Regions from separate parts of the Homo sapiens genome. Here region 2 is linked to region 1. A link is a loop called in an ENCODE intact Hi-C map of the cell type or tissue named here. Cell type or tissue: mammary epithelial cell. All regions are shown on one strand. Links, peaks and the distances in the headings refer to the core of each region. The heading gives the core; the rest is flanking DNA.

Region 1 (9,100 bases), core at 487-8,486:
GTTTAACACAAGATCTAGCATATACAGTGTAGTCTCATTTTTCATGGTATTGATGGTCTGTAAAGCCATTGCAAACACTAAATTAATGAATAATGAACTGTTGCTGCTATGGCTCTTACAAGATTAGGTTCCTGCGAGTTCCTGGTCACAACATATTCGTCAGCTGATCAATACAAACCTTATTTTATGTGTGTTTCTGTATAAAGACATCTTATTTAATATATAGTCATGTGCTGCATAACCATGTTTTGGTCAATGATGGACCACATATATGACAGTGGTCTCATCAGATTTTAATGGAGCTGAAAAATTCCTATCCCTTAGTGAGGTTGTAGCTGTTGTAATGTTGTAGTGCAGTGTATTACTCACATGTTTGTGGTGATGCTGGTGGAAACAAACCTCCTGCACTGCCAGCCCTGTAAAAGTGTAGGACATAACATTATGTATAGTGCATAATACTTGATAAAGATAATGAATGACTGTGTTACTGATTTTTGTATTTGCTATACTATTTATTATTTTAGAGTATATTCCTATTACTCATATTTAAAAAGTTAACTGTAAGTCAGACATGGTGGCTCACGCCTGTAATGGCAGCACTTAGGGAGGCCAAGGCGGGCAGGTCATGAGGTCAAGAGATCGAGACCATCCTGGCCAACATGGTGAAACCCCGTCTGTATGAAAAATACAAAAATTAGTTGGGCGTGGTGGTGCACGCCTGTAGTCCCAGCCACTCGGGAGGCTGAGGAAGGAGAGAATCGCTTGAACCCAGGAAGCAGAGGTTGCAGTGAGCCGAGATCATGCCACTGCACTCCATCCTGGGGACAGAGCGAGACTCCATCTGAAAAACAAACAAACAAAACAAAACAAAAAAACGTTAACTGTAAGAAAGCCTCAGGTATGTTTTTAGGACAGATTCCAGAAGAAGGCATTATTATCATAGGAGATGACATGTCCATGCCTATTATTGCCCCTGAAAACCTTCCAGTGGGATAAAATATAGAGGTGGAAGACAGTGATATTGATGGTCCTGATCCTGTGAAGGCCTTGGCTAATGGGTGTGTTTGTCTCTTCTGTTTTTCATTAACAAAGTTTAAAGGTAAAACAAAATAAAAAAAATTTAAAATTAGAAACAAGCACATAGAATATGGATATAAAGAAAGAAAATACTTTTGTGTAGTTGTGCAATGTGTATTTTAAACTAAATGTTATTGCAAAAGAGTCAAGTTAAAAAATTTAAAAAGTTTATAAAGTAAAAAGTTACAGTAAGCTAAGGCTAGTATATTATGTAAGAAAGTAAAATATTTAACAAATATATTTAGTGTAGCATAAGCATTTAGCCTTTATAAATTCTACAAAAGTGTACAGTAATGTGCTAGGCCTGAAAATCACTCACCACTCACTCACTGACTCACTGAGAGCAACTACCGGTCCTGTAAACTCTGTTCATGGTAGGAACTCTATACAGGTGTACCATTTTAAATCTTTTATATTGTATTTTTGCTGTACCTTTTCTATGTTTAGATATATAATACTTACCGTTGTATTACAATTGTCTACAGTTTTCAGTACAATAACATGCTTGACAGGTTTGTAGTCTGGGAGCAGTAGGCTGTACTACGTAGCCTACGTGTGCAATAGGCCATACCATTTAGGTTTGTTTAAGCATGCTCTATGATGTTAGCACAATGACAAAATCGCCTAAAGACACATTTCTCAGAATATATCCCAGTTGTTAAGTGACTCATGACTGTATATTGGTGATTCATTAACATTAAGCACAAGGCACTATAATTCATGCCTGAAGGAAGCTTATCTAACACACATATTTTCTCTGTAAAGTCATGTGTTAGTTCATTTTCACACTGCTGTTAATATAAAGAACTACCTGAGACTGGGTAATTTATAAAGGAGGGAGATTTAATTGACTCACAGTTCCACATGGCTGGGGAGGCCTTGGGAAACTTACAATTGTGGCAGAAAACAAAAGGTGAAAGGTGAAGAGGAAGCAAGGCACGTCTTACATGGTGGTAGGAGAGAGAGAGGCGGGGAAAGTGCTACACTTTTAAACCATCAGGTCTTGGGAGAACTCATTCTCTATCACAAGAACAACATGAGGGAAAATGCTCTTATGATCCAGTCACCTCCCACTAGGTCCCTCCCTTGATATGTGGGGATTACAATTTGAGATAAGATTTGGGTGGGGACACAGAGCCAAACCATATCAAGGCACATCATAGCCTTGTGTCAAGGAACACTAGACAGCACTTCAGCACTATGCTTTGGGAAATTTTAAACAGCAAAATTACCAAATAATAGCAAAAAATTGAGAACAACCTAGCACTAAATATGCTGCAGAAAGGATGCTTGTTTACAGTTTGGGAGTTGGAACAAGAAGGCAGAGCATATCTTTGCTCCACCTCAGCTGTGAACAGCATCATCTTGGGTGACTTAAAGTTTTGTGTTGCTCTGTGTCTGTGCATGTCTGCCAACGACCACAAAAGATGCCGTGTATTGATTTTGGGGTTGCAAATTAATTGTAGCCAGTAGGTGAATTCACCAATATGGAATCTACAAATAGTAAGGATCTACTGTAGTTAAGTTTGGATATCTTATTAAATATATAAGCAGCATTTCATTTCACTTTATGACAAGAACATACAGCTAATAGCTAGTGATATCTACTGTGGGACTGCATTTCATTAGATTTCCTTCATTTAGGTCTTTAAAGAACCCTATGAATTAGCTGACTTTCTTGTACAGGTGAGGCAACCCCGATTCAGAGAAGGCATGGGATTTGCCCAAGGTCTGGCAGGTAGGGAGCGGCAGAGACTAGGTTCTCAACAGACAAGCCTGCCTCTACCATGTGATGATGATTAACTTTCATCCCATACTTTTGTTTACTTCACTCTTTGTGTGTGTGTGTTTGTGTGTGTGTGTTAGAAACTTCTTTTTTTTTTTAATTATACCTTAAGTTTTAGGGTACATGTGCACAACGTGCAGGTTAGTTACATATGTATACATGTGCCATGTTGGTGTGCTGCACCCATTAACTCGTCATTTATCATTAGATATATCTCCTAATGCTATCCCTCCCCCCTCCCCCCACCCCACAACAGGCCCCGGTGTGTGATGTTCCCCTTCCTGTGTCCGTGTGTTCTCATTGTTCAATTCCCACCTGTGAGTGAGAACATGCTGTGTTTGGTTTTTTGTCCTTGAGATAGTTTGCTGAGAATGATGGTTTCCAGCTTCATCCATGTCCCTACAAAGGACATGAACTCATCATTTTTTATGGCTGCATAGTATTCCATGGTATATATGTGCCACATTTTCTTAATCCAGTCTATCATTGTTGTACATTTGGGTTGGTTCCAAGTCTTTGCTATTGTGAATAGTGCCACAATAAACACATGTGTGCATGTGTCTTTATAGCAGCATGATTTATAATCCTTTGGGTATATACCCAGTAATGGGATGGCTGGGTCAAATGGTATTTCTAGTTCTCCATGCTCACGGGTAGGAAGAATCAATATCGTGAAAATGGCCTTACTTCACTCTTTGAACACAAACAGAGTGTGTTGTTCCTGAGTTTATACTTCCTTTAACTACATAAAGTGAATATTATGCTTGCTTTGATTGCTGAAAGGTAAACTCAAGTGTATTCACTTAGAAAATTAAAAAAAAATCCCTTAAAAGTGTAAATTGTAGGAAATGTGAAGGTGAATTAGACTCCTGATCAAAACAGAGCACATTAAATGTTCTTAATAATAGATTAAATTAGCATTACATTAGTAAGTAAATATCCATCTCTTACCTCTTTTGTTTATATATTTTCTAAAACTTTGAGCTATTTTTACCTCAAATCATATACTATAAATGTCAGGGTTAGTATTGCAGATGCTCTTTAAATGTTGCTGTAATATATTTCTTATGAGTAATGTATAGAACAATTTTCAAAAGAAAGAAGTCTTTAAAATAAAAAAGATAAAAGTACATTCCACTACCTAAGTTTTCTGTTCAACACATGTAGTTTAACAAAAAAAAAACTCCTATAAATGTAGTGTTTAAAATCCATGCAAAGATATGTTCCACTGTAAGTATAAACCATAATTCTGAATAAATATCTCCACTTCAGTTTAAGAGGATAGTTAACATAGCAAATGTCTGGGTGGTCCAAAGTTTCATGAAGCTTGAACATTCTAGGGAGTAGGGGCCAGTAAACTTAGTTTCTAATATTAACAGCCTTGCATTTGTCTATTGTCTTGGCCTTAGTTGTCCCAGCTCTAATAAACAGTTAAGGTGTGATGCTCTTGAAGATTACTGTGGGTTGTTTTTCTTGGATAGTTATGAAAGAGAATCACTGTTGACTCACCTCCCCCACAGGCCAGCTCTGTGATTGTCAAGTGTTCCAAAGCACATGCAATAACCGAAGACGTGAATGCAATCCTGGGTGACTTAAGCCTTCATGGATCTTTGACTATAATTTAAGTTTCCTTCCCAGTAGAAATATAATACTCTTTGTCCTGTAGCTTGGAGGCACTCTTAACAATCTTTTTATTGTCACTGTTATCTTTTCAGAAACTCTACATTAGCCTTCGGAAGGTAAGCCAAAAAAGTTTTAATAACAGGAAATACCTGCCATTTTACCCCTAATACAAAAGAATTCATGTTTATCAGTTTCAAGTTCTGGAAGGTCAGGATTCTGAGGCTGTCACGCCTTTTGCTTTCACAATTTTTTGTCAGTTTTGTCTATTCAGAATGATTTTACTGCATTCCACACTTGGCTGGCTACCCTCCATCCCCTCAGCCCCTACCTCCAACAATAGGTAGCAGGAAAAAGAAGTTAAAATACAGTTATGGGATTACTGGGCAGGGAAATTAAAACCAATAATAAGATGATAAGGGAAAGCAGGTGAGGCTGAATTTTATGTATAAACCTAGATTTATACATTTTAAACCTAAATTCTTTTATTTTTATTTTTATTTATTTTTTTGAGACAGAGTTTCACTCACCCAGGCTGGAGTGCAATGGCATGATCTTGGCTCACTGCAACCTCCGGCCTTCCTGGTTCAAGCGACCCTCCTGCCTCAGCCTCCCGAGTAGCTGGGATTACAGGCGTGCACCACCACTCCCAGCTAATTTTTGTTTTTTTAGTAGAGACAGGGTTTCACCATATTGGCCAGGCTGGTCTTGAACTCCTGACTTCAGGTTATCTGCCCACCTCGGCCTCCCAAAGTGCCGGGATTACAGGCGTGAGACGCTGCGCCCGGCCTAAACCTAGATTCTTAATAATTGTCTTGAGTATAAGGAGTCTTAACTTTATAATGGGATTTCATTTCTGTTTTCAATTACATAGTTGTTGTGGAGATGCCTTATTTAATAAAATGTCTTTTAAGGTAGTGTAAACAATTCATTCTCCACATTGGTCCCCGCCAAAAAATGTGATATTAGGATTTGCTAGCCTACAGATCCTACAGATTGATTAAGCTCAAAAATCTTATTGCAGTCTTTGGATATCCTTTCAGTTCCTCAGATTTGATGATGTTTGCCTGATTTTGCACATGCTCTTCCCACTGCCTGAAATTATTTTTACACAGGTCTGCCTGGAAAAATCATATAGCAATAACGACAAACTATATAGGATTTTGTGAATTAAATCTACTTTTGAACAAAAATCTCTTAAATGCAGATTTCTTAAAATCTGCTTACAATGTAGGCGAGTTACCCAGTATTCACACAATGGCATATAAGGGAGATGAAAATTAAAGTATGCTTTTAAGAAGTTAGAAACATGTAAGTCTAATGACAAATCAATCCAGTTAGTCAACCAGTTCATTTAGCTTAAATCCAGAATTGAATGGCAACCCATTTGGTGTTGTAACATCTGGCATATCACCATGTGTGACCCAAAGATTTTTTTTTTTAACATTTCTACTTGTGTGGGCCTTTGAGCAGGGCTGCACACTTCTCAGGACACTACAAGTTCTGGCCTGTCAACACAGGCATCTTGAAAGGACCATTTGAAAGTAGGAGAGGTAACTTGTGAAATCAAATATTTAAGAATGTTATCAACTATTTCTAATATCCATAAGTCACTAAAGGATAAATAGCCAGAGAATATTTTCCATTCTACTCTGCATAAAGATTGAGTGCTAGCTCCCTCTTTTCTTATTAGCTGACCTGAGTTAACCCTTACTGAACAGTAAATCATTCACTGAAGGAAGAAGAGGGGAAGAGGAAAGATTTTGTCTCTTTGGATAACTCTTTTGTGTTTTGGTATATTCCGGAAGGCTGTAAGAAGAGAGATTTCATGTGCAGATTCCATGGAGCAAAATGAGTTTTGTTTTTTTAAACGGAGAGTAGTTCTGTTTTTTTTATTGGCCTTTTTTTTTTTTTGCTACGAATGCTGATTTTATGAACTATGAAAATGGTCATTATAAGATATGCCACTTTTCTCCCTTTTATTTCCTTTCTCTTTTCTTCCCAACTAATATCTCACATAGATAGGTTGGGATATAGAATGCATTTTTGTTCTGTAATTTCTAAGGTTTGAACAGATACTGATAAAATTTCTTTACAAATATGTAGATACTTGAGTATTTGATTAAGACTTTTATTATTGTTGAGTCATTTCCCAAAAAGTTGACTGATTTGTATATTGTATCTTTTTGCTGGTTGCCATTTTGCACAATTTTTCTTTTAAAACTATTTCCAAATTGAGGTCTCAGTCTATTTCAGAGTATTTAAATAGCAAGGGTGTTACTGCTTCTTTGACTATTGCTCGCAGCTGACCCTCCTACATTGCCCCTTATAGATTCATGTATAGAGATTGTTTCTAAGTATTCCTTCTATTTGGAAGAGTTCATGCATACTCTTTATCATTTCTTTGACCGTTGTGTTTTATTATTTTGCTTAGCTCCCATGTAAGTACAATCGTGTATTGTTAACAGACAGTTCTCTTAAGAACCAACATCATAGAGATAAACAGTCCTTCAGTAACTATAAACTTTATTCTTAGGATAACCAATATGAGAAAAAGTGGAATCTCTTGTAAGCAATGTTTTCCAAAAGTCTATTATGGCTAAATTCTGTTCTTCAGGAGTTGTATACTAAACAGTCTTTAACACCATAAAAGGATATTTCTCATAGTCTCTTAAAAATGGTAAAAAGAAACTGAAGCAATGGATTTAAATTCAGGGATTTCTGGAGACAAGTATAGAGCGTGGATTGGGGTGCAATATCTCTTTGCAATCTATGCATCTTCCAGTCTCCTCCATTTGCCATTCAGGCCTCAGCCATTCTTCCTAGCAGCAAGTACCCGGGTATTTTACTGTTCAGCCAGCTGTTCTGAGCCTGTGTTTCACCTGTGCCTTACCCAGCCAGGTCTTTTTCATTTCTTTTATCCTGATGCAGTAGCTAGTAATCCCACGGTTACAGATCTAAGTGCAATGCGTGAATTTTCAATCTTTAAAGTTAAAATCAGGTAGAGCTGCAGTTCCAGCTACTTGCAAGGCTGGGGTGGGAGGATCTCTTGAGCCCAGGAGTTCAAGACCATCCTGGGCAACATAGCAAGACCCATCTCTTAAAAAAATCACATAGACGGATAGATAAATGGGTGCTATTAAATGACCTACTGACATGGTTTAGCTCTGTGTCCCCACCCAAATCTCATCTTGAATTGTGCTCCCATAATTCCTACGTGTTGTGGGAGGGACCTGGTGGGAAATAATTTAAATCATGGGGGCGGTTTCCCCCATACTGTTCTCATGGTAGTGAATAAGTCTCATGAAATCTGATGGTTTTATCGGGGTTTCCGCTTTTGTATCTTCCTAATTTTTCTCTTGCCACCACCATGTAAGGATTGCCTTTCACTTCCCACCATGATTCTGAGGCCTCCTCAGCCATGTGGAACTGTAAGTCTGATTAAACCTCTTTTTCTTCCCAGTCTTGAGTATGTCTTTATCAGCAGCATGAAAATGGACTAATATAGTAAATTGGTACCAGTAGAGTGGGGCACTGCTGAAAAGATACCCAAAAATGTGGAAGCGACTTTGGAACTGGGTAACAGGCAGAGATTGGAACAGTTTGGAGGGCTCAGAAGAAGGTAGGAAAATATGGCAAAGTTTGGGACTCCCTAGAGACTCATTGAATGGTTTGGCCAAAATGCTGATAGTGATATGGACAATGAAATCCAGGCTGAGGTGGTCTCAGATGGAGATGAGGAACTTGTTGGGAACTGGAGCAAAGGTGACTCTTGTTATGTTTTGGCAGAGACTGAAGCATTTTGCCCCTGCCTTAGAGATTCGTGCAACTTTGAACTTGAGAGAGATGATTCAGGGTATCTTGTGGAAGAAATTTCTAAGCAGCAAAGCATTCAAGAGGTGACCTGGCTGCTGTTAAAAGCATTCAATTTTAAAAGGAAAACAGAGCATTAAAGTTGTGAAAATTTGCAGCCAGACAATGCAATAGAAAAGAAAAACCCATTTTTGAGGAGGAATTCAAGCTGACTACAGAAATTTGCATAAGTAACAAGCAGCCCGATGTTAACCTTAAGACAATGGGAAAAATGTCTCCAGGGCATGTCATAGGTCTTCATGGCAGCCCCTCCCATCACAGACCTGGAAACCTAGGAGGAAAAAATGGTTTCCTGGGCCAGGCCCAGCGTCTCTCTGCTGTGTGCAGCCTAGGGACTTGGTGCCCTGCTCTCCAGCCACTCGGGCCACTGCTAAAAGGGGCCAAGGTTCAGCTTGTCCCATGGTTTCAGAAGGTGCAGTCCCTAAACCTTGCAGCTTCCACATGGTTTTGTGCCTGCATGTGTGCAGAAGCCAAAAATTGAGGTTTGGGAACCTCCACCTAGATTTCAGAAGATGTATGGAAACACCTGGATATCCAGGCAGAAGTTTGCTGCAGGGGTGGGGCTGTCATGGAGAACCTCTGCTAGGGCAGTGTGGAAGAGAAATGTGGGGTCAGAGCCCCCACACAGAGTCCCTACTGGGACACCACCTAGTGGAGCTGTGAGAAGAGGGCCACTGTCCTCCAGACCCTGGAATGCTAGATCCTCTGACAGCTTGTACCGGGTGCCTGGAAAACCACAGACAC
Region 2 (9,100 bases), core at 748-8,747, 130 kb after region 1:
TTTGGTTTTCTAATAATTTCATCTTCTTCAAGAAATCTTTGCTGCAATCATCTGGCCTGCTCCAATGTGGACTGCTTGCCCTTTAGAATGGCTGCACAAACCGTCATCCTTGCAGTCTCCTTCTGCCATCATCCTGAGTATTCCTTTTGACGTTTTCTTGCATTAGATCCTCTGTTTGCTGGATCTTTTGTCTTCCTGTGTCTCAATTTACTTCCTTGTTTGCGAAGAGAGTAAAACTTCCATGAATATACTGAGAAAATGGAGCATCAGAGATAAAATTTTTGCAGCCTTGCATAACTTAAAATGCTCTAAGTATTAACCCTCAAACTTAAATGAATTCTGATTAAGTCTAGAATTTAAGCTGGCCACTTAAAAGTTGATTGGACATTCTGTGCCTGTGGATGGGCTTGCCCACTATTGTCTTCACTGTACTGCGTGCTGGCTTAGTCAGTTTCTTCAAAACACTCTGATTCCTCTCATCTCTTTTCTAAGAGTATAAATACTGGTTACCAATGTTCTGAACTAGGAGCTGAGTTGATTAACACTGAGATATTTGGCATTGTATATATCTAATATATATGTTTTGTGTATGTAAAATGTATATGTGTGTGTGTGTGTGTGTGTGTGTGTGTATGTGTGTGTATGTTTCTACTCTACCTTCTCCATACCCTCAACTCTGCTTGGGTTTTCCACAGAACGAATCTGAACTGTCTTCTGCCAAGAGGAAAGCAGATTTGGGGTATCTGGCAATTTCATTAACAGATTTTTAGTCATTCTTTTATTGTTCCTTTATGTATATTTAATTGCTTCTTGTCTATGCCCCTGCCAAATTTTGCAAAGCCCACCAATCCAATGACGACACATCCAACTCCTTTTTAGTTTTCAGAATTTTATTGCTGTTGACTCCTTTCTGACTTTCTTTGGCCTTAAGGGTGTAAGCCAAAAAGTATGTGAGACTGATCTCAATCAATTTAGAAGTTTATGTTGCCAAAGTTAACGATATACCCAGAAGAAAACAACACAGAATCATCAAAACAGTCTGTGGCCCATGCCTTTCTCCAACGATGAATTTGAGGGCTTCAGTATTTAAAGGGGAAAGGTGGGCTAGAGGGGAAAGAGGGAGTATATAGTAACCACATGTTGCAAGAAAAAAGGGGCAGGTAGGAAAATAGACAATTATGTATTTGTCTCGGGCTCACTAATTTGGCTTTTTGTGTAACATAAGGTGAACATAGAGTAGCTAGCTACCTGTGAAGATATTTAACCTTTTATCTGTCGCTGTCTACTTAGGAACAAAAGGAAAAGCAGTGTCTTGTATGACTGAGGTTTCAGCTTAATTTTTTGCTTTTAGCATAATGAATTGGGGTTCTGAGTTTTTATTTTCCTTTCACAAGTGATTATGCATTTTACAGACACCTTTAGAATTAATAATTTCAGGAGAGAACAGAGCCACAATTACCATTTTTGCATTCTTTCTTTATTAGTGGAATTCATATATTGATGTGCATATTAAAGATTGACTTTATATTTGATTAATAAAATATTCAAAACACTGCAGAAGTATATTAAGGACATAGTATGTGCCAAGTGCCATGCTCTATAAATGGCTTCCAAGGAAGAACTCTCCATTTCCCTCCCATGCCAGATAAAATAACCCCTAGTAGGAGACGCTTTGCATGATTATCCTAATATTGTGTTTACTTTTTATATGCAAGAAAGGCATATGTAGAGGTTGGTACTGTCACCCTCCAGGGGGCTCTTTTTGTCAAGTGCCCAGATACAGCTGATTTATCAAGACAGGGGAATTGCAATGGAGATAGAGTTTAATGCACATAGAGCCAGCTAAACAGGAGGCTGGAGCTTTATTATTACTCAAATCAGCCTCCCCAAAATTCAGAGGCTAGGGTTTTTCAAGGATAGTTTGGCAGGCAAGGGAATGGGTGCTGCTGACTGGCTATGGATGCAGTCATAGGGGCATGGAAATCGGTCCTTTTACCCTGACTCTGCTTCTGGGTGGGGGCCACAGGACCTGTTAAGAGTCTGAGTGGAGCTATTGGTCATCAGAAATGCAAACGTCTGGAAGGACATCCAAAAGACCAATCTTAAGTTCTACAATAGTGATGCTATCTGCAAGAGTAACTGGGGAAGTTGCAAATATTTTGACCTTGGGAATAATGGCTCATAATCCTTTACTTCTACACCTTAACAAAGTTCAGGCTTCTCTCATCCTCCTAACCTCATAGTGTTTCATTCATTTTACAGTGACAGTTGAGTTTGGGGAAAGGTGTATTAAAACTTAAGCTGTAAACTAAATTTCTCCCAAAGTTAGCTTTGTCTAGGAATGACTAAGGGCAGTTTGGAAGTTAAAGGCAAGATGAGGGTTGATTAAATCAGAGCCCTTTCACTGTCATAATCTTCTCACAGTTACAATTTTTGTAGACAGTTTCAATATTGATGAGCTATTTAGCATGTCTTGAACTCTGTTATAACATTAATGTAATGTCTAGTTGTATCCACTAGGATGCCAACCCTGCTTCATTCATAATAACGTGGCAAGTGTCACCAAATGACTTACCATATGATCCACACATTTGAGAAAATGCTACTCTCATCAGTATTCTCATAAATAATCAACAATTTGCCTATTTTAGTAATGCTGTTAATATATTTAAATGCTTTGAACATTAAAACTAGAGCTTTTAAAATTTTACATATCTCTCTAATTCAGATGATATAATTGTATTTTTATTTACTTAATATTACTTTGAAATCACATGAATCTGATTTTGTATATAACTTTCCATTTTTATGTCCTCTGATAATCTTAGAACAAAGCTAAAAGATAAGTATGATTAGTGTTATATATTTCTAAAGATGTTAATTTTGAAAGGCTCATATATTTTAAGCTTTTGGAAAGAAAATGCTTAATTGTATCAATTTGAAAATACTTGAGTCAGGCAAAAGAGAATGAACATAGATTAAAATAAGTGTGCCTTATGGTGGTTTTAAAAAATATATTATTTAATCCCCATATTGAAATATTACTACCATTTTGTAGATTAAAACTCAACATATATAGAGTGAAGAGAGTTCTCTTTAAAATCAGACTGCCTCTTGACTGGTTTGGAAAATAGGAGAAAGATCATTGAGAAAGAAACAAAAATTTAAGATCTCTTCTGACCATTTTTGTTTTCCTATTAAAACACCTGTATGCTATTCCTGTTGATTATGATGTCATGGATACTTTGGTAACTTTGAAAAAATGGTGAACTAATTAGAATTTACCAATTTTTTTTAGTAGTGACAATGGTGATAAATATTGAGGGTTAAACTGTAGTGTCTCCACACGGTAATCTATAAAATTCAAATCCAAACAAGAAGCTTTTTTAAAAAAATGTCACCTGGAGTCTAAGAAAAAGTAAAAATATGAATGCAGTCAATATTTTTCTTATCAGTCATATTTCATCAATATTAGCAAAATTACCCAGTTCCATGATGTATCTTAGCAATCTTGTCAGTGCCAAATTTTTCAGAACTGTATTCTTATAGAACCTTGTAAGGCTAAAATTTAGCTAAGAAATAGGAGAATAAAATTGGAAAGCAAGTATTTCTAGTGAATAGGCTGTCTTCTATTAAACACCTCAGAATGTGTCACTCTGGTATGCAAAAGACTCAGAGCATTTTTAGTTTGAAATTATGCAATCTGTGCACAGTATTTGAAATATAGGCACTCCTACAGTAAGTTTGGAGGAGAAAACACAAATCTAAGGACTAATACAATTTTTTTTTCGGCTTTTTGCAATGTGACCACATGTAGGCCACCAAAGGCCTCAGAAAACTGAGGGGGGAATTTCCAAGATGTCTTTGTGTCTTGGCCCCAGGGCAAAGGTCCTGTGTCTGCATAGATGTTACCACTCTAGTTAAGTCAGGTTTTGTGTAAGTGTGAATAAAAGCCATTATGGAAATACCTGGCTGATGCCTTTCCTTGTGCTTCTTCACCACAAGTAATTATTCAGGCAAGAGATCAAGGCTGTCATCTCTTGCTTTAAAGGAGTACATGAATTATCTTAGGTTCTTCCAAGGCAGATTGCTTAAGAAAGCTAAAGTTTATACTAAAAATTTTGTTTTATGGGAAAATAATAGGAAAGACATTGAGGTAGCAATTATCTAAGACTCTAACATAAAATCTGAGGTAGGCATTGGACATAAACGTAGGAGGCTCCAAATCAGCCCAGGCAGCTTCCAATACCTCCTCTGAAATTGGGTTTTTAAATTTGTGTAGCATTGCTAAAGAGGAAGTGCCTTTTTTTCCAGTGGAATAACATTCTGATAGAGTTGAATTTTAAAAGGGCACTTTTCTGCTGGGTACAAGTTAATGAAATAGCATTAAGTGTAATTAGTTTTTTTAGAGAAAGAAATATGCAAGCACTGAATTGTTAGAGAGACAGAGAAACACTGCATGCCAAAACTTGACTTTCAATACCTGAGTGAGGAGGTATTAAAATATATGACACATCCTTTGGATGAGATTCTTGAGAAGCCATCTCAAGCTTTCTGACACCAATATTTTCCTTTCTTTTTGGAATATGATGAGTGATGTTTTGTGGTATCCTAATCCTATTACTGATAAAAGTAATATGAAGAACTCTCACTTCTACCCAGGCCTACAGTGTTTTGTTTTGTGTTAAAGTCAGGGGAATTCTAATAGGATTCCCAATTACGTAAAAGAGGTTCACTTGCCATTCACTGTTTCCTCTACCTTGCTACAGTCTTTATTTGGCATTAAGAGCAATGGCATAATTTCATGTCACTGAGCAATTTGCAGATTTTAACTCTCTGAAAGGTCATAGAGGCTTTTGGTGTGATCTTAGACCTTGCTGTTGTGATGCCCTTTGCATCTGATTTTTACTTCTCTTAAATGAGGTTTAGCCTAAAGCTGCCTCTTTAAGGTTTTTGTTGTTGTTGTTTTGTTTTTGTTTTGTTTTGTTTTGTTTTTGTGACGGAGTCTCGCTCTGTCGCCCAAGCTGGAGTGCAGTGTTGCAATCTCGGCTCACTGCAACCTTCGCCTCCCGTGTTCAAGTGATTCTCCTGCCTCAGCCTCCCGAGTAGCCGGGATTACAGGCGCCCGCCACCATGCCTGGCTAATTTTTTTGTATTTTTGGTAGAGACAGGGTTTTACCATGTTGGCCGGGCTGGTCTCGAATTCCTGACCTCAAGTGATCCACCCACCTGGGCCTCCCTAAATGCTAGAATTACTGGCGTGAGGCACCGCGCCTGGTCTCCTCAAGTATTTTAATGTCGGTCTAAAGGTTTCTTCTTACATAATGAACTGTAACCTAACTAGATGTGTAAACAGACTGTAATCTACTCTTGTAAGGAGTAGCCCAGTCTCAGCCAATCACAGCAGCCGTACTTCAACCGCTCGCAGGTGACCAACTCCAAGCTTGTCCAACCCATGGCTCGCGGGCCCCATGTGGCCCAGGACGGCTTTCAATGCCGTCTAACACAAACTTGGAAACTTCCTTAAAACATTATGAGATTTTATTTTTGTGATTTTACTTTATTTCATTATTGTAGCTCATCAGCTATCGTTGGTGTTTATTGTATTTAATGTGTGGCCCAAGAAAGTTCTTCTTCTTCCAGTGTGGGACAGGGAAGCCAAAAGATTTGACATCCCTGGAACTTTAAACCATGTTCAAATGCAGAGCTGTGACCAATCCAGCTGTTTCTGTACCTCACTTCTGTTTTTTGCGTATCACTTTCCTTTTTCTGTCTTTAAATTCTGTCAGATCACCTGACAGTGCTGGAGTTGCTCTGAACCTATTCTGGTTGAAGTGGGGTGTGGGCGAGGGGTGAGTGTGCTCCTTAATTCACAAGTATTTTTTTGCTCAATTAAGCTCTGTTAAATTTAATTGTCTGAAGTTTTTCTTTTTTTTTTCTTTTTTTTTTTTAGACTGATTGTCGCTCTGTCGCACAGGGTGGAGTGCAGTGGCGCGATCTCTGCTCACTGTAAGCTCTGCCTCCCAGGTTCATGCCATTCTCCTGCCTCAGCCTCCCAAGTAGCTGGGACTACAGGCAGCCGCCACCACTCCTAGCTAATCTTTTCGTATTTTTAGTAGAGATGGGGTTTCACCGTGTTAGCCAAGATGGTCTCAATCTCCTCACCTCATGATCCGCTCTGCTCGGCCTCTCAAAGTGCTGGGATTACAGGCGTGAGCCACCACACCTGGCATTTTTCTTTTAATACTTTCTTCTTTGTCTTGCAAGGTTGTAGCAAATTGTGACTTTGCTTAAAGTAAGCATTCATTTGACTTAGAGTTATATGTAATTTTCTATAAGTTTATATTAAGTTGATTTAAAAAACCAACAGCCTATCCATAGTAATAATGATAGTATGCATCATTTCTCGAATACTTACTATTATATTGGGTTCCTGCTGTAAGTCATCTCATTTATTCTTTTCAGTAACTCTATGCTAAATCATCACCATTTTGCCTAAAAGGAAGTACACTCAGAGAATACAGCTTGGCTGAGGTTCAGAGAAAATAAATGGGAAAAATTATAGTGAAATCCATAATTTCAACTACAGCACAATGCCTCCCAACCAATATTGCTTGAAAAGAACTTACTTAAGTTTTATTTTGAGATAATTGTAAATTGACACCTTTTGTAAAAAAAAAAAAAAAAAAAAAAAAATACAAAGTGGTCCTGTATACTGTCCGCCTAATTTTCCCCAAGGATAACATCTTGCATGAATATATAATAGTATACCACAACCTGGAAACAGACATTGATACTTGGTACAATTCACCAAACTCAATAGGAAATTATGAATAAATAAAAATATAAAACACTATGGGGGTACTAAATAAAAATATTATATAAAAAGATATCATTTATAAGTTAAAAAATGTTTGATTAGTGCATAGTTTTAAAAATGGCTCAATCAAGAGTATCAAGAAGGAGGGTATAATTTTGTATCACTAAATGGCTTTAGAATATTAACTTGGGTAAGGAGGAAAACTTTTTTTCTGAAGTAGGTGATTTTATAATCTTTATCTAAAACTCTGCAGTGTGGTGCAGAACCATCATTGCAGCTTGGAGCACAACATCTATCATAGATTAAAGATTACAAAGTCAAAAATAATACCACAAATCACTCCTCTTGATGTGGGATTCAGAGTAAACGTGTGAAACATAAATAGTCACTATAAATAAATCCATGAATGAGGCTCTGCTGCCTCCACGACAGAGATTAATGAAGTTTTAGGATACTAAGAGCTCAAGATATAATCTACAGCTTTAAACTGATGTCAAGATTCAGAACTGATTGCTTTAAAAGCCCTTCATTTTTCTAGAAAAGATTGATGACTGTAGTGCAGCTAAATCTCTCCCATGCAAAATTTATGTAATTTGGTTCCAACAGGTATCTTATATGGTAGTTTTACATATTAAATTTAACTATACAATATGTAAAAGTTAAACTGTTTTCAAAGCAGTCCACATTAACACATGATATTTTCAAAGTATTTCTTAATTTTAGAATTCATTGGAAGTCTGCTCATGAACATATTTGGGGTTTGTAGCTGGACCATTAGTTAACTTGAGTAGTTCAGGTGGAGAATCATAAAAATTATGTACATATTGGTAAACATTTAATTTTAATTTTACCACTCATCATTTAGGGCCTGTACTTTTTTTTTAAACAGGGATTTGCCAACTGGAGTTGTGTTGTATTTCTTCCAAAAATTATAGCCACAATGCCTCAATTATGACTTTCAGTTTGGTTTTCTTTGAGTTAAATTGAAAACTTAAAGATACCTTTTAATGCAATCTAAGCTCAGAAATCCTCCATGATTTTATGAGGCTTTCCTTCCTGTATTTCACAGTTATCTCTCTCATACCTGACTTAACAGCAGTTTTTTATAGTAACTCATTTTATATGGAGTCCTTCCAAGGCATTCGTCTAAATTTTCAAAGAAGCAATAACTCATATTTAATTGGGTTACATAATATTTGAATAACTTAGTAATTAAAACAACAGGTGCTAGTGATATAAATACTTTTGGGAACAAATACAAGTGTCTCTTGGTAAGTGTAAGATTTAACTGCTGGAAACAGAAAGGATGCCAGTAAGCAGTAGTGTTCAGTGAGTTGTCAGTGTCAACAGTCAGTATGCTTCACATGCATAGGAGAAGTGGTTAAACCAGGTCAGCGATGGCAATAGCTGCTGTCCTTTGTCCTTTGTTCTGTTTCCATCTTGATACTGCATGATATGTCATTGGAAAATCGTAAATTAAATGCATGCGGTCAATAGAGAGGTGATTGGTAACGTGTCTTGGTATATATATATCCAAGTAGCTAGTAATATGCTTGACAAAATGTTGATATTTAATATATTTTTGTTCTCTTCCATGATTTTTTTCTATAATTAGCTTCACTAGTTTTCAAGCTATTTTTCTATGTAGTTGCAGGCTTCTTTGAGTTTGAAGGAGTGAGTGTTCTACTAGAATGATACCCTTTAATAGAATTCCAGATGAAGGTATATAAATAGATATTTTTATCTTATTAATAAAAAGCAAAAGGTCTTGTAAAAAATATTACTCACCAAAGTAAAGGAAAAGCAGAGTTTCCTTTTCTTCCTGTCTTCCTTCCTCCCTCCCTTCTTTTTTCTTCCTTCTTCTCTTTCATTCTTATTTTTCTTTCTCTTCTTAAATGCTTCCCTATCTTAAGCTACTTCTTGGTTTGTGTTACTTTGAAAGCTAATATTTCAAAATTTTGTCCAGATTTCCCTACTCTAATGCTTCTTTAGGAAAGAGGCAAACTTTTTTGTTTTTAAATTCTTCTGTAAGTTAAAACAACTCCTTAGTTAAAATCACACATTCTATTTTCTAATATATACCATGCTCTTCCAATATAGAGCATGTCCTGATTTAAGGAGAAAGATGGTTGAATGTGTAAGCTGTAAGCAGCTAAGCTGCTTCAGCTTTCCCAGTGTGTCAGCAACGCCAGGGCTATGAAAAGATCAAGCTGAAGAAACACGGTTTAAAGTTATCTCAGGTTTATTTTCCTTACAAGCTGCCATAATCCACACATAGTG

The links. Hi-C counts contacts between places; a loop is a spot of excess contacts. Peaks named below come from ENCODE experiments on the same cell type or tissue, not always from the same donor. Only the 100,000 strongest peaks of a DNase experiment are listed, where the experiment ranks them.
Region 2: a loop joins it to region 1, with 6 times the contacts of the local background. A loop is called at or near these places in 3 of 110 quality-filtered maps.

Annotation. Positions count from the first base shown.
Region 1 is chr4:156,926,759-156,935,858 of GRCh38, reverse strand. All of the region lies in intron 1 of PDGFC (platelet derived growth factor C), which reads left to right. Among named protein-coding and RNA genes, the nearest start is that of PDGFC, 40 kb to the left of the region's middle. In mammary epithelial cell, for the core only: no CTCF peak of the experiment used is centred there; DNase peaks (open chromatin) are centred at 1,758, 4,378 and 5,938; H3K27ac peaks cover 5,395 bases.
Region 2 is chr4:156,794,088-156,803,187 of GRCh38, reverse strand. The region is part of intron 3 of PDGFC (platelet derived growth factor C); the gene reads left to right. Among named protein-coding and RNA genes, the nearest start is that of LINC02272, 160 kb to the right of the region's middle. RefSeq lists enhancers at 5,248-5,748, 8,127-8,296. In mammary epithelial cell, for the core only: a CTCF peak has its summit at 2,549; DNase peaks (open chromatin) are centred at 3,797 and 4,617; H3K27ac peaks cover 1,924 bases.